2 separate regions of the Homo sapiens genome follow, and region 1 is linked to region 2. A link is a contact called in ENCODE Hi-C or POLR2A ChIA-PET data. All regions are on one chromosome and are shown on one strand. Each heading gives the region's core, a stretch centred on a gene start or an enhancer-like site at or near the end of the contact. The rest is flanking DNA. Distances are from core to core; before and after follow the strand shown.

Region 1 (6,639 bases), core at 50-2,549, 660 kb after region 2:
CGAACGTGGATGACGCTCCGGGCAGCGGCGGAGAGCCGAGATCACCGCGCGCGCCTGAGAACTTTGTCCGAAGCGCGGCCCGGGGACTGGGAGCGCAGGGCAGGGAGCTCCCTCTGCGGGAGCGCGGAGGCGCTCCTACTTTCTCCGCACGTCACGGGGGCCGCTCAGCGCTCTCCCACCCCGGGCCGGGCGAGAGCGGCTCCCCAGCAGGGCGACGGAGGAGCGCGGCGAGAGCGAGCCGCCGCGGAGAGCCTGGGAACCCAGAGCGCAACCCTCGGCCCCCGCCGGGGCGGCCTCCGCAGCCGCACGGACCCCGCGTTCGGGGCTGGCCCGCTCCCTCTCGTAAGTCGACTTGGCCACGCGGGGGAGCGAGGGTCGCCCGGGGCTGGAGATGTTAACCCGGTCTCAGCCTCGTCTCCGCCGGGACGCCCCGACCCTCTGCTCCTCACGACTTTCGTTTTCCCGCCGGGGAAAACTTCGGCGCCGCGTCCATCTCCAGGCGGCAGGCGGGGGCGCCCTCTCGGAGCCGCGCGGGGAACCGGGCTGAACCCCGGCCTCTCTCCGCGCCTGCAGGAGCCCCGGGGCCACCAGAGCGCGCGGCGGACGGACACAGCGTCACGGGCCGGGTGGGCGACCCGGCGCGCGCCTAGCAGACGCCGCAACTTCGGGGCTCCCCGCGGCAGCCGCCGCCTGCGGCCAGACGCGGGGAAGTTCCCCGAGGCCAGCGGGGGGAAAGGGCAGCGGGCGGCGGGCGCGGAGCGTGTCCTGGATAACGGGCGCGGGCCGCGGAGCCGGCTTCCTGGGCTCGCGGGCGGAGTGGAGCCGCCAGGCTGGAGTCGCGAGCGCGCCGGCGCCGGGCTTTCCCGGGACTCTCCCCAAGTGCCAAGAAGCGGCTCGTGGGCGCGCCCTTGCCGGGAGCAGGGGCATCCCGCCGTCCTGGCCCTTCAGAGCCCAGCGCCGCCCAGCCTGGCCCGCGCCGCTGCGAGGCGCAGGGGGCCCGGGGGAGCTACTGAGCCCGGCTTCGTGACGCTTGCCTTTCGGAGCCGCTTGCCGCTTCTCCGCAGCCCTGGACCAGAGGGGACAAGCGATGCTGCCCGAGCCCCCGCCCCTGGGCTTCGGGACAGGGACGCGGGGCGCCTGAAAGGACTGCTACCGCGGCTTCTGCGCCAGGGCAACCGGGGCTGGAGGGGGCCTCCGAGTTGTTCTTTGGGGGCGGAAGCTGCGGGCCGCGCCTCCCAGGCCGCGCCCTTCCCAGAGACCAGTTTCTGGGCTTTTTAAGGTCAAGTTTTTTGTGCCGCAGAGCGGGCCGGGATCGTCTGCCTGCGAGGTGGCGGTGCCTACCACAGCGGGTCGGGAGCTTCTGGGATCCGAGCCGAGAAACGGGACGCTCGAGTCCATTTGCAGTCTTCACGTAGGAAACGGTGCTAGGTAAACGGGGCGAGTGGGTGTTTTGTAAATTTAAAGACTCAGCTTTCCCTGACGGGGAAGTTTTCCGAGTCACGTAGTCTGGGAAACAGTGTATTGTCCCCTCGTTGGGCAGGCAGAGAGGCGATATTGGCCTTGGGGCACTTTTTAAATTCATTTTTTTCTTTTTCTTTTTTTTTTTTTTTTTGTCTTTAAAAATGGAAGAACAACAAACCAGAAGATTAACAGAGTTGGGGCTAATATAATGCGTTTAATTGTCTCATGTGAGTAGACAGAAGTCGCCCTTTTTGATCTTGCATTCATAAAACATGTCCCTATTAAAGCATCAATAAGCCTAAAACATTCTAGAAACTAACAGTTCATTCTGACAGCTTTTGTTGATAGTCTCTTAAGGAAGTAAAATCTTTAAAAGTGAAAAAGTGAATCATTATAGAGAGCATATCCTATGTTGCACTTTCTAAGGATCCAATTTTGTGTGAGAAATGACCAGTTAAGATGTGTTGTTGATTTATCTCTTTCTGGTATCAGGAGAGAAACAATAGCCAAGGAACTGTGTGGCCGCTGAATTTTCTATGGGGAGACTGAAAGGAGTTTCCTGCTGCGGGGTGGTGGTGGGATGAGAAGGTTTATACTCTTTTCTTTGGGGGAAAAAGTTTATACTGATTTGCTAAATGTCACATCTCCTGCACAGAGGTAGGTGGGGTGAATGGCATAGTCGGGCAGTCAGAGTTAGCACTTTATGGCACCTGGCCAAGTGCCTTCAAGATAAGCAGGCCATAAATACAGGTGCTTCCCAAACTGACTTTGAATGACCTATGGTTGTTTTCTAGGAAGGGAGAGGGAGAGAGAGCAGGTAGAGGGCCCTGTACCTGACGGTGCTGTTTCTGCCTCATCCTTGACCCACGGGTGCTGGGAGCATGACCTGGTGACCTGGGGCTTATCACAGCACCACATAGGAGAGGTAAAACGGAGTCAGCTTCAGGGGATTTCCTTCTTAGGCTACAAGGCGGGAAGAAAGCAGTGAGACAGTAAAAATGAGCAAAGCAAGGCTGAAAAGTGAGTTCTTCAGGCCACCTGTGTTGAGCACTGGCTGTGAACCAGGCTGTGAACTGTCCCAATGTGAACAGCGCATTGGCTGCTGTGAGGCGCAGATGTGCTGCAGCTCACTGCATCTGTGCTGAGGCAGGAGGCCTTGCTGGGGAGACTGAAGGTGGGCTCAAGGATGAGTGGGAGCTGTGTAAACTAAGCAGCCATGGGGGAGGGGAGAGGTGAGAAAGGGGAGTATTCCCATCCCCGGGAATGGTGTGTGCTGAGACCAGAGGAGAGGAGAGCCTGAGAGGTGGAAGAAAAGACAGGTTCAGTATGACCTGAGGGGAGGATGGAGAATGGCACCGGGGAGGCCAGCAGATACCACTGCCAGGTGATGCCAAGGGGCATTGTGGCGAGTGGATCCTCAGGACAGTTTCACACCTGATAGTACGCAGATGAGATATGGATTAAAAGCAAAACAAAACTCCAGCTGCCCCGTGGAGAATGGACTTGAGGAGCCCCTAAGTAGACAGGGCTGGGTCAGAGGGTGCAGGAGGCCTGGCAGTTGAGACTGAGGTAGTGCCAGTAGGGATGACACGTTGGGCGGATTCAAGGCCGGCTCTGGAGAGACCTGGGGCTGAGTTTTGTGTAGGGTGTGAGAGCAGATGAGTTTTGTGTAGGGTGTGAGAGTGCAGCGTGACTCCCTCTAAGCTTGGGTGCTGGTATTTACGGAAACAGGGAACATTGGAGGAGGAAAGACAAGTTTGGTTTTATTGGGTCTGGGCAGCTTTCGAGGCTCCTAAGTGGAATGGCTTCCCTAGTGGCCACATAGTGCACTCGCTGGCTGACTCTCCACAGATGGTGGTCCTCTGTACGAGGGGTGTGGTCTGAATCCTGGGGTGGATGGGGTGGGGCGAGGCGGTGGTGTCTGAGGACTGGAAGCTGCTCCCAGAGTGAGAGGTGGGACGGAGGGCTAGGTACTTTAAGATGAGGGAGCCTTAGACATATGTGAATGCGATGGAGCGAGTTGGAAGGAGAAGCTGAACACACAGGATGTCTGGATCCCCTCCCCCTTGGATTGCGATGGTATTTTGATATCAAGCTCATGTAATGTAAACTGTCAACATCTTACAGAAACAGTGTTTTAAAGCACGTGTGACTGCGAGTGATTTACTTCACAGATCATACAAATGTAATGTTTAGGAGAAACATGGATGATAATCACGCAACAGAGATGCAGCATGGCTAAGAGCAAGGCCTCGCAGTGAGACTGCTGAGCTCCTGGGTCTGACTCTTGTCACTGCCTAGCTTAGGACCAGGCCCAAGCTTCCTGACATTCCTGTCTCAGTTTCCTGGTCTCTGAAACGGCACCACACCTAAGGGGTACGTGCTCTACAGCACCTCCTTGTGGGCTGTTGTAAGGATTGCCTGTGTGCATTATGCAAGCACATAAAGTGCTCAGTAAACCTTAGTGCTGGTGGTTTTATTATCATGATGCCATTTCTATCATTTCTGGTTGTAGAATCTGAAACGTAGAGAATGTTGAGAACCTGTCCAAGCCCATACAGCCAAGGAATGGCAAAGTTAAGGCCAGGATCCGATTTGCCTGACTCACAAGGCAAGGCACCTTCTACTTAATGTGTCAACAAGTGTCAGGTGCTCGATGCTGTATAAAATTAACTGTAATAAAGGGATCCAGTCACTGCTTGCCAGAGTGTAGTGAAGCAAAGCAGATAACATCAACATTGAGGCTTACAGACTTTTCTCAAGCAATTTAGAGATGTATGTTTTGTATTAATTTGCATTACTTTGCATGTCATTTATATGCATTCCCATATGCTTGTAATTTTCCTAGTGGGATCTAAAGACTGAAGCTTCAAGTATATAAGAGAAAAGAAAATTAATCAGGAATTGAATGCAGCCGTTTCCATCCTAATAGATCTCTGGGGATGGTGGGCTCAGTGTGGGCATTTGGAGACAGGATTGGATCAGTATTTACTATTTTAGATGTGGGGAGCCAGATATCATTTGATAAAGGTAGCTCACAACTTAATATGTTATGAAGTTTGATCTGCTGAACGTAACAGAAAAATACAGGCAAAGTGGAAGAAGACCAGAGGAAAAATGTCTACCATATAAGATGCCAGAAAATGAAGCAGAAACAGAAGTCTGCTTTATGAAGCTGAACTAATAAGAAACACTAAGGGGCAGAAAGGAAAGATTGAATTTCTGCTAAGCGATATGAAATGTTAAAAAGAACAATCTTAATCACAAATGTGTGAGGCTTCAAAACCAGTAAATTCTTCCCAATGTGGATTTACTGAGAAACAGGCCATCGGGTCTTAGTGGAATCTTAGAACTACAGAGTATTACAAAAACAAACTACAATTTTGTTACTTAGAGCAGCGGTTCTCAAAGTGTGGCCTCAGGACCAGTTACATCAGCATCGCCTGGGAACCCGTGAGGCTCAGCAATTTGTGTTTTAATAAGTTCTTTAAATATTTAGAGCCAGCTTTCACTCCTCTATTGAGTCATTACTTCTTCAGCTTTAACCTTTCCAGGTCCGTCTTGTGGTCACTAGCTTCTCACTGGGCTGCTTAACTTCTATCAGTTACTACCCAGCAGAGGGATGTAGCCAGACATGAACTCATTTCTCAGGGTGTCTGCTCAGTACAGAGCAGAGTGGGTTGGTCCCTTCCTTAGTCCCAAGGTCTAAACTGTGGAAATGCTTTCCTTTTTGGGTGGTACTATTCATAGAAACAAGGATTTGCAGCCTGCATTCAGCTTTCGCATTCTGCAGCTTTGTGGTTCGCATGCTGTCCAGGAGCACGATGGTTTTGGTTTTGTTTTTGTTTTGCTGCATTTTGCTTTCTTTTGACAGTCTCGAACTAAACTGTGACTCGTGCCAAATGTATGGTCAGCCAAAACACTGAACTGTCCTCTAGAGATGCTCTTGTCAAACCACGTTTCTCCACGAACCACAATTCTCCATGAACCAGGGTTCTCAATTAACGAATACAGTTAATTTTTTGCACGTGTTAGTTTTGTACTTCTCTCTGTTAAAATTTATCTTACTAGATCCAGGTAATCTGCTTGGTTCCTATTTCTGTTATTTTCCATATAAGCTGAGTCTCAGCTTTGTGTCCTTTGCCAATTTGGGTGCTGATATCCTGGTTGAGGGGTTAATAATAACGTGAGCATCTTTGTTAGAGGCCTTCCTCACAGTTAATGAGGCTCAAAAACTTGGCATCTTTTGCAGTCCTTCTGGGTTAACATCAGAGGAATAGTTGTCATCAGTGCAATCATTGTTTGCATTTAAATTACTGTTATTCTAAAGTCCTCCTGCACATGGTTTCTCTTTATAGGGCCCATGTTCTAGAACTACATCCTCGGTCACTGTCCCAGTACAGCCATCTGTAGCACCTCCTCAGTAACTGACGGTGATGTTCCTTTCCCTACGCTGTTTATACCATCAGCCTGGGGTTTTCTTTGGAGGTGACACAAAGGTAAGTTTCAGTTTATTTATAGTCAGATTAAGATGAATTCAGAAGCTTCAGAATAATAGGAAGCAAAAAATTGTGCCTTGTAATTTCTCTCTGCTTTACCTACCTCCCCCAAGCTCTAAAACCTAAGAGTTTTGTGCTAAAGTCTAGATTTAACCAAGAGATTCAGGTTATTTAATTTAAAAAAAAAACCCTAAAATGTTGCTCATACATGATTCTTAGAGGAGTACAATTAGGTAATATAATTGCAGAAAATTGTTTTTAAAGGCAAAAGGCAGAACAACTTTGTGGTAGGAATGCTTTTAGCTGTGGTTTCTAGAGCATGAAAAAGTACCTGGAGTCCTAAACTGTTGTATCATTATCCTTAACTAATCCAAGTCAAGCCTCCCCCAAAACCCCACCCACAGTGAAATTCCAGCCTTAAACCAAACCTCAACATCTCAATAAAATCCAGCCACTCTCCTCCTCCAAGATGCTCCAAAATGCTTCCAAACCTCTTTTGATGCCATGTGCTCCCTTGCCATAGTAAGCAAATCAATAATAAATAAATAAAATGGAAAAAACACCTGGTGATAATAAAGTTCTTTGTAGTCTCAAGTAAATCTCTGTTGTAGGGAAGGCAAAAATTTACCTCTGCACTCCTACAGTTTTTCAGTTGGGCCTGAGAATTAAATTGACTTAA
Region 2 (6,790 bases), core at 2,434-4,933:
TTGTAACAGAGGGCAAGAGCAAGCTAAGCCAAGCACGTAAGTATTTTGAAACTTCCGCTTGCATCATATTTGTTAACATTCCGTTGGTCATTAGTAGAGAAGCACTCCAAGTGAAATTGCATGGCACAGGACATCAATACCTGGAGAGATGTAGAATTGGAGCCATTTTTGCAATCCTCCACAAAATCTATATGCAAAAGCCACCCAGTTTATATATCTAGGCAGTGACCTCTTTTCTGAGCCCTAGACATGTAAGTTCAGTGGTCTGATGGATACTCCATTTGGGTATCTCCAGATATTTCATGTTTAAAGAATGTTTAAAATTCAATTTTGATCTTCCACTTTCAAAACCTGCTCCTCTTCCAGTGTTCTCCTCAATATCTGATGCTGTCATCCACTCAGTTGCTCAAGCGAGAAACCTGAAACCTGGAGTCCTTCACACTTTTCTCTCCTTCACCTCAGATACAGTCCAAATCCTATCATCAAGTCCCACCAATTATACCTCCAAAACATACAGTTGGCCCCCTATATCCTCAGGTCCCACATCAGCAGATTTAGCCAACCGTGGATCAAAAATATTCAAAAAAGTAAATTTTAAAAGTAAAAAATAATACAAATAAAAAACAATAAAATATAACAACCATTTACATACATATATTTACATTATGTTAGGTATTATAAGTAATCTAGAGATTATTTAAAGTACATGGGAGGATGTCTGTAGGTTATATGCAAATACTATACCATTTTATATAAGCGAATTGAGCATCCTCAATTTTGGTATTTACTTTGGCGGAGGGGGAGGGGAAGACATCAGGAGTGGTCCTGGAACCAATCCCTAGGAATAGCAAGTGATGACTGTATCTCATTTCTGTCTTCTCTCCATCTCCTTTGCCACTCGTCTAGTTCAAGTTGTCCTCATCTCTCTCCTGAATATCTAAAATACATCCCATTGAACTTAAAATCTCAAATCCTTAACAAGTCCTGCATAGTTGGGCCTCCATCTCTATCTGCAGCCTCATCCTGTGCCACTTTCTCTTCACTCACTTAGCCCTTTCTTACCTTAAGACCATGGCATGCCGTCCCCAACAGAACATCTTGAGTGATAAGAACATGGACTCTGTTCTTACCAGCTACATGAACCTGGGAAAGCTGCATAACCTCTCTGTGCTTCAGTTTCTCTATCTGAAAAATGAGGATAAGAATAGCACCTACGTTAATTTAATTCTCAGTGAGCGAATTCCTACCCTCATTTTTCAGATACAGAAACCGAAGTACAGAGAGGTTATGCAGCTTGCCCAGGTTCACACAGCTGTTATGTATTCATATGTGTGGTGGATTTGTTGGTTTGATATCGGTTTTTCCCATTAGACTCTTAGTTCCATGAGGGCAAACTGTGTTTTGCTCACCACTCTATCCCCAGCACCAACAAAAATTTGCTTTGCCTGTGACAGATGTTAAATATTTGTGTTGAATGAATAAATAATTATGAAGGGTTCAAGCTGGCAACCAAGTTATTATGGGTTTGTGGGGGCTTTAAATTCTCTCTCTCTCTCTTTCCCTCCCTCTCTAGGAACCTTGGGAAAAGATATCAGTTCTAAATTCATAACATCCAGACAAGGTTCTGTCTCTTTCTCTCTATAGTTTTACAGGAGAATGGGATTGTTTACTAAATGGTTTGCGATAAAAATCTCTCCTCCCCAAAAAGGAAGACAGAAAAGAGAAACTTGGAGCCTAGTGGCAGGAGGGCACCAGAAGAGTGATTCAGTATCAATTATAGTGTATGGGGTCACCAAAAGGCAATTCAATTAAAAAACAAATACTAGAACCAAGTATGAATTTGCAGCTATTAATAGGAACTTGTCCTCTATAATAAGCATGAAAAAAAAGGGGGAGAACAAACATAATTTATGCCAAAGAAACTTCTGGTGCTCTTCTTACTTGTTTGTGTAAGTAGAAGTCTGGTTCTGCCAACATAAAAGTAAGTGAGACCCAGGTTATGTCATTTCTATCTACAGAAAAAGAAACCTTATACTGGAGGTAACAGAAGGGAGCCTGAAAACTCACCCAGATCTCAGTATCTGTTCTTCAGATTGCAGAACCCCAGTCTGGGCTACTTAGGTACCTTTGCCATCTGGGTCCTCATACCTCTAGCCTATCTGTTGCCAATGTAAGTTGAAAGACTATATGTTTGTGTGTTCGGTGTTTTAGATATATTAATTCCTTTAATCTCCTACCACCTTAGTATGTGAGTAGTATTATCCAAGGTGACAGCGAGTAGATGGTAAAGCTAGATTATAATTATGATCTGATTCTAAGGCCAATACTTCACCAGAAGGCTCTATCTTGAAGTCTGACACGTTTGAGATTAGTTAAAACTAGACTACCAATTTTGGTTTTTTCTTTGTTTTTTGAGACAGAGTCTCACTATCACCCAGGCAGGAGTGCAGTGGCGATATCTTGGCTCACTGCAACCTCTGCCTCCTGGGTTTAAGGGATTCTCCTGCCTCAGCCTTCGGAGTAGCTGGGACTACAGGCGTAAGCCACCACACCCGGCTAATTTTTGTATTTTTAGTAGAGATGGGGTTTCACCATGTTGGCCAGCCTGGTCTCGAACTCCTGACCGCAGGTGATCCGCCTGCCTCGTCCTCCCAAAGTGTTGGGATTACAGGCGTGAGCCAACGCGCCCAGCCTAGACTAGCAATTTCTCAAAGGGTGGTCTGCAGACTCCTGCATCAGAATCACTGGCAGTGTGTGTTAAAAATTCAGATTTCCTGACGGTGTCCATGACCGAAGGAATCAACACCTTCGGCCGGGCGTGGTGGCTCACGCCTGTAATCCCAGCACTTTGGGAGGCCGAGGTGGGCGGAACACCTGAGGTCAGGAGTTCGAGACCAGCCTGGCCAACATGGTGAAACTCCATCTCTACTAAAAATACAAAAATTAGCCAGGCGTGGTGGCGGTCGTCTGTAATCCCAGCTACTCGGGAGGCTGAGGCAGGAGAATCCCTTGAACCTGGGAGGCGGAGGTTGCAGTGAGCCGAGATAGTGCCACTGCACACCAGCCTGGACGGCAGAGCAAGACTCCATCTCAAAAAAAAAAAAAGCACCTCCAAGTGATTCTGTTGCAGGGGATCTGTGGATGATGCAGATTTTTTTTTTGTTTTTAATTTTTTATAGAGAAAGGGTCTCCCTATGTTCCCCAGACTAGTCTCGAACTCCCGGGCTCAAGCGATCCTCCCACTTCGGCCTCCCAAAGTGCCGGGATTACTGGCATGAACCACCACACCTGGCCCAGAATTTCGGATTGTTCTTATGCAGACGAAAGCATTAGGACTCATATCTAGGTTACCGGAATTGTTGAAAGCCAACAGCACACGGCATTAGCCAACTTCAGCCCTGCTCAACAGCCTCTATCCAAATCAGCTCCCGGAGCCGCTTAGCAGCCTGCAGCCGCTGAACAGAACTGAGCACGCGCAATATTTAATCCCCACGGGCGCTGGGTGGGGCTCCCTAGGACCCCGCCCCCTACCAACCTGCGGAGCCAGGGGGCGGGGCTCTCCAAAGTAATTCCGGCTTCTCCCGGCAGCGGCCCAAATCCCCGCCCCCAGCTCTCGGACCAATCAAACGGCAGATTGCTGAAACAAAGGACCAATGCCCAGGGCGGTCCTTAATTCCTCCCTGCAGTTTGAAACTGTCAGGTTGCCGTCTAGGTAGCGGTTGTGCTTGCTGAGGCTGCACTTGCTGACACTGCAGCTGCGACGCGGCTAAGAGGCGCAGAGCGAGGAGTCGGGATTTGGTCGCGAGCGGCGACGGTGGGTAGCAGCGCTCCGGGCAGATCCTGCGTCCCTGCATCCCTGGCGAAAGTAGTGGAGGGAGATTTAAAGTTCCTTGGCGCGTGTTTCCTCCCCCTGGGCTCTTCCCCAGACCGCGAGTGATTCAGCTGTTGTGCCGGAAGGTCCCAAAGTTTCCCCTCCGAGGCGTGCAGGAAGAGGAAGTGAGCAGGAGTGAGGGATGCTGAGCGATTACTGTCATCAGAGGTTCCGGTCACTTAAAACGTTGAGAAAAAATAACCATGTATAAAGCTCTGTTGTGCTTAAGTAAGATTTTTCTTAAAACAGGCTGGGTCGGAAGGTGATGGAAGAAAACTTATGGCCTTTTGCTTACTGCAATGGCTTTTCTCCTCTGCTTCTAGTCCCTGCTTTGGGGAGGGGCTGGCGCGCCCCTTTCCTTGAGTGCAGCTAGGCCTGGTGAAAGGCACAGGCGACATCACCCTGCTGCTAGTTTGCATGTTAATTCGCTCTTCCTTTGCCTCTTGGGGGTTCCATTTGAATTCCCAGACCCCTGTTTTGCTGTCAGCCAGATAATTACCAAGATGTTATTTTATGTTTCTGGCAACAGAGAAGCACACAAAAGTTTTGATCTTGTTTTCTGATACCTTGGATTAGAGACTACTGAAAATGTAGTGAACTAATGTGCGTCCGCCACCCATTAAAGCAGTTTTCATTTTTCTCCTTTGTTTCTGAACCTAGAAACAGTAAGGAAAATGCTACTGTTCTAGAGTTTCAAATAACTCATACCTTGTTGACATAAAGCAGGGCAGATGGAAGATAGCATATTTTCCAAGAGTGCGGTGGGTTTTTTTGTGTCTGCAGTGTGTCCATATTAAGAAACAATTTTTGAGATCTGACCATACTTACTAGCTCATTTTTAAATAATCAGCACCCCCCCCCCCCCACCCCTGTTACCTGCCTGGTCTCAAATCCTGAAGGAAGAAGTGAATAAAAATATAAATGGACCAAGTTATCACAGTGGTAGATTTGAAGTCAGTGAAGCAGCCATTCCTTGCTGCAGATACATGCACTTATTTTATCCTCCCTAATTGGCTTAACTAAAGACAGTCATGCTGAGATTTAGTTTACTTAACATGTGTATGCACAGTGATACTCACTGGAAAAAGTTGAACTTTCCTTTCCACAATTTAGTTCCAGCCTGTGTTTCCATTCTATTTTTGCACTTTTCCCTGTATCTTCCTTTTCTATTTCAATTTCCTCATCTCTCATTTATTTTTCAGCCCACTGTGACTAAGACCTGTAATTGTTTTACTTTCCAGTGAAATTGTTCAAGCAAACGTCTCAGCAACCTCCTAATCTCCAAATTCTATCCAATCCTCATGGTTCTTTGGCATCTAATTCTATTTTCTTCTCAAAGTTGTGATATTGCTTCCATAGTTCTAATGTTCTGACTTCCTTTGCTGACTCCTCTTCTTTGCTGACTGTTCTTCTCTTGCCCTTTAGATGTTAGTGGTTCTGGCTTTAACCCTCTTCTCATTCACAGTCGTAGTCCTTAACTCTATTAGGGCTATGGTCCCCTCTGAACGCATATTTAAAGCGAAAGATCTTCTTTCTAGAAAAATACACATTCACATTTATGATAAAAATATTGCATACGAGTCGGGTATAGGGACCTGATATGGTTAGGTCTTGTGTCCCCACTCAAATCCCATCTTCAATTGTAATCTCCACATGTAGGGGAAGGGAAGTGATTGGATTATAAGGGCGATTTCCCCCGTGCTGTTCTCATGATAGTGAATTCTCACGAGATCTGATGGTTTTATAAATGGTAGTTTTTCCTGCACTCTCTCACATACTGTCTCACCTGCCGCCATCTAAGATGTGCCTGCTTCCCCTTCTACCATGATTTTAAGTTTCCTGAGGCCTCCCCAGACATGCGGAACTGTGAGTCAATAAAAATTCTTTTATTTATAAATTACCCAGTTTTGGGCAGTTCTTTTTTTTTTTTTTTTTTTTTGAGACGGAGTCTCACTCTGTCGCCCAGGCTGGAGTGCAGCGGCGCGATCTTGGCTCACTATGAGCTCCGCCTCCCGGGTTCACGCCATTCTCCTGCCTCAGCCTCCCAAGTAGCTGGGACTACAGGCGCCCACCACCACGCCAGGCTAATTTTTTGTATTTAGTGGAGACGGGGTTTCACCGTGTTAGCTAGTATGGTCTTGATCTCCTGACCTCGTAATCCTCCCACCTCAGCCTCCCAAAGTGCTGGGATTGCAGGCATGAGCCACCGTGCCCGGCCTGGGCAGTTCTTTATAGCAGTTTGAAAAACGTACTAATACAGGACCTCAGGATAAGAACTTTTTCTCACATTCCTTTTTTATAGGTGGTCTCATCCATTCCCTTTTTTCAGCAGTTCCCATTATGCCAGTGATTCCTCAAACTGGATCTCCAACTTATACCTCCAGTGCGGCGCTCCCACAATGCTTAACTCCAGGAAACACCATTCACAGTGTAGCCATTGTGAATGGCAGTTCTTGGAGTAGCGCACTACGTAGCCAGTGTGACCACAGACTGCATACTTGCAGCTTTACCCTAGTGCCTCAGAGGCATCCTCACACCCAGCTCATCTGATATGGCACTCATTGTCCTTCCTCCCAACCTGCTCATCTTCCTACCTTCCTTGCCTTGGTGAGTGGCACTATCCATCTAGTTACCCAAACCGGAGATCTGGAAGCCACCAACAGTTCTTTTTAACCCCTTGATCTATTATTGATCATTTTCTCTTTCCATCACCATAACACAACTGTCTTGTAGTCATACCCTCCATCCCCTTCCCATTGCTACTTCCTAGACTTAGGTCATCATTTATCTTCTTAATTACTATCAAAGAGAACATTTATCTCTTAGACTACTGCAGTCAGCTCTCAATTGATCTCTCTCTCTTTTTTTTTTGAGACGGAGTCTCTGTCACCCAGGCTGGAGTGCAGTGGTGCGATCTTG

Evidence for each region. Hi-C counts contacts between places; a loop is a spot of excess contacts on that map. ChIA-PET counts read pairs that join two places held with the same protein, here RNA polymerase II (POLR2A). Pooled maps may share reads with other maps.
Region 1: a loop to region 2 is called in a map of ascending aorta, with 4 times the contacts of the local background. The contact joins the promoter of GCNT4 here to the promoter of POC5 in region 2. A Hi-C loop is called at or near these places in 5 of 168 maps with a recorded cell type or tissue (CD8-positive, alpha-beta T cell, ascending aorta, endothelial cell of umbilical vein and 1 more), 3 of 37 single-sample maps with no recorded cell type and 20 of 50 pooled maps. POLR2A ChIA-PET finds 5 or more read pairs at or near these places in 1 of 52 experiments (activated CD4-positive, alpha-beta memory T cell).

What each region holds. Positions count from the first base shown.
Region 1 is chr5:75,047,218-75,053,856 of GRCh38, reverse strand. GCNT4 (glucosaminyl (N-acetyl) transferase 4) reads left to right here and starts at 1,299. Exons shown (of 4, transcript NM_001366737.1): 1 at 1,299-1,428; 2 at 1,630-1,688; 3 at 5,820-5,960. RefSeq lists silencers at 43-412, 533-582, 803-1,052.
Region 2 is chr5:75,714,330-75,721,119 of GRCh38, reverse strand. POC5 (POC5 centriolar protein) reads left to right here and starts at 3,683. Exons shown (of 12, transcript NM_001099271.2): 1 at 3,683-3,814. LOC441087 (a long non-coding RNA gene) reads right to left here and starts at 3,688. Exons shown (of 3, transcript NR_149046.1): 1 at 3,536-3,688; 2 at 1,063-1,185. RefSeq lists an enhancer at 3,978-4,287.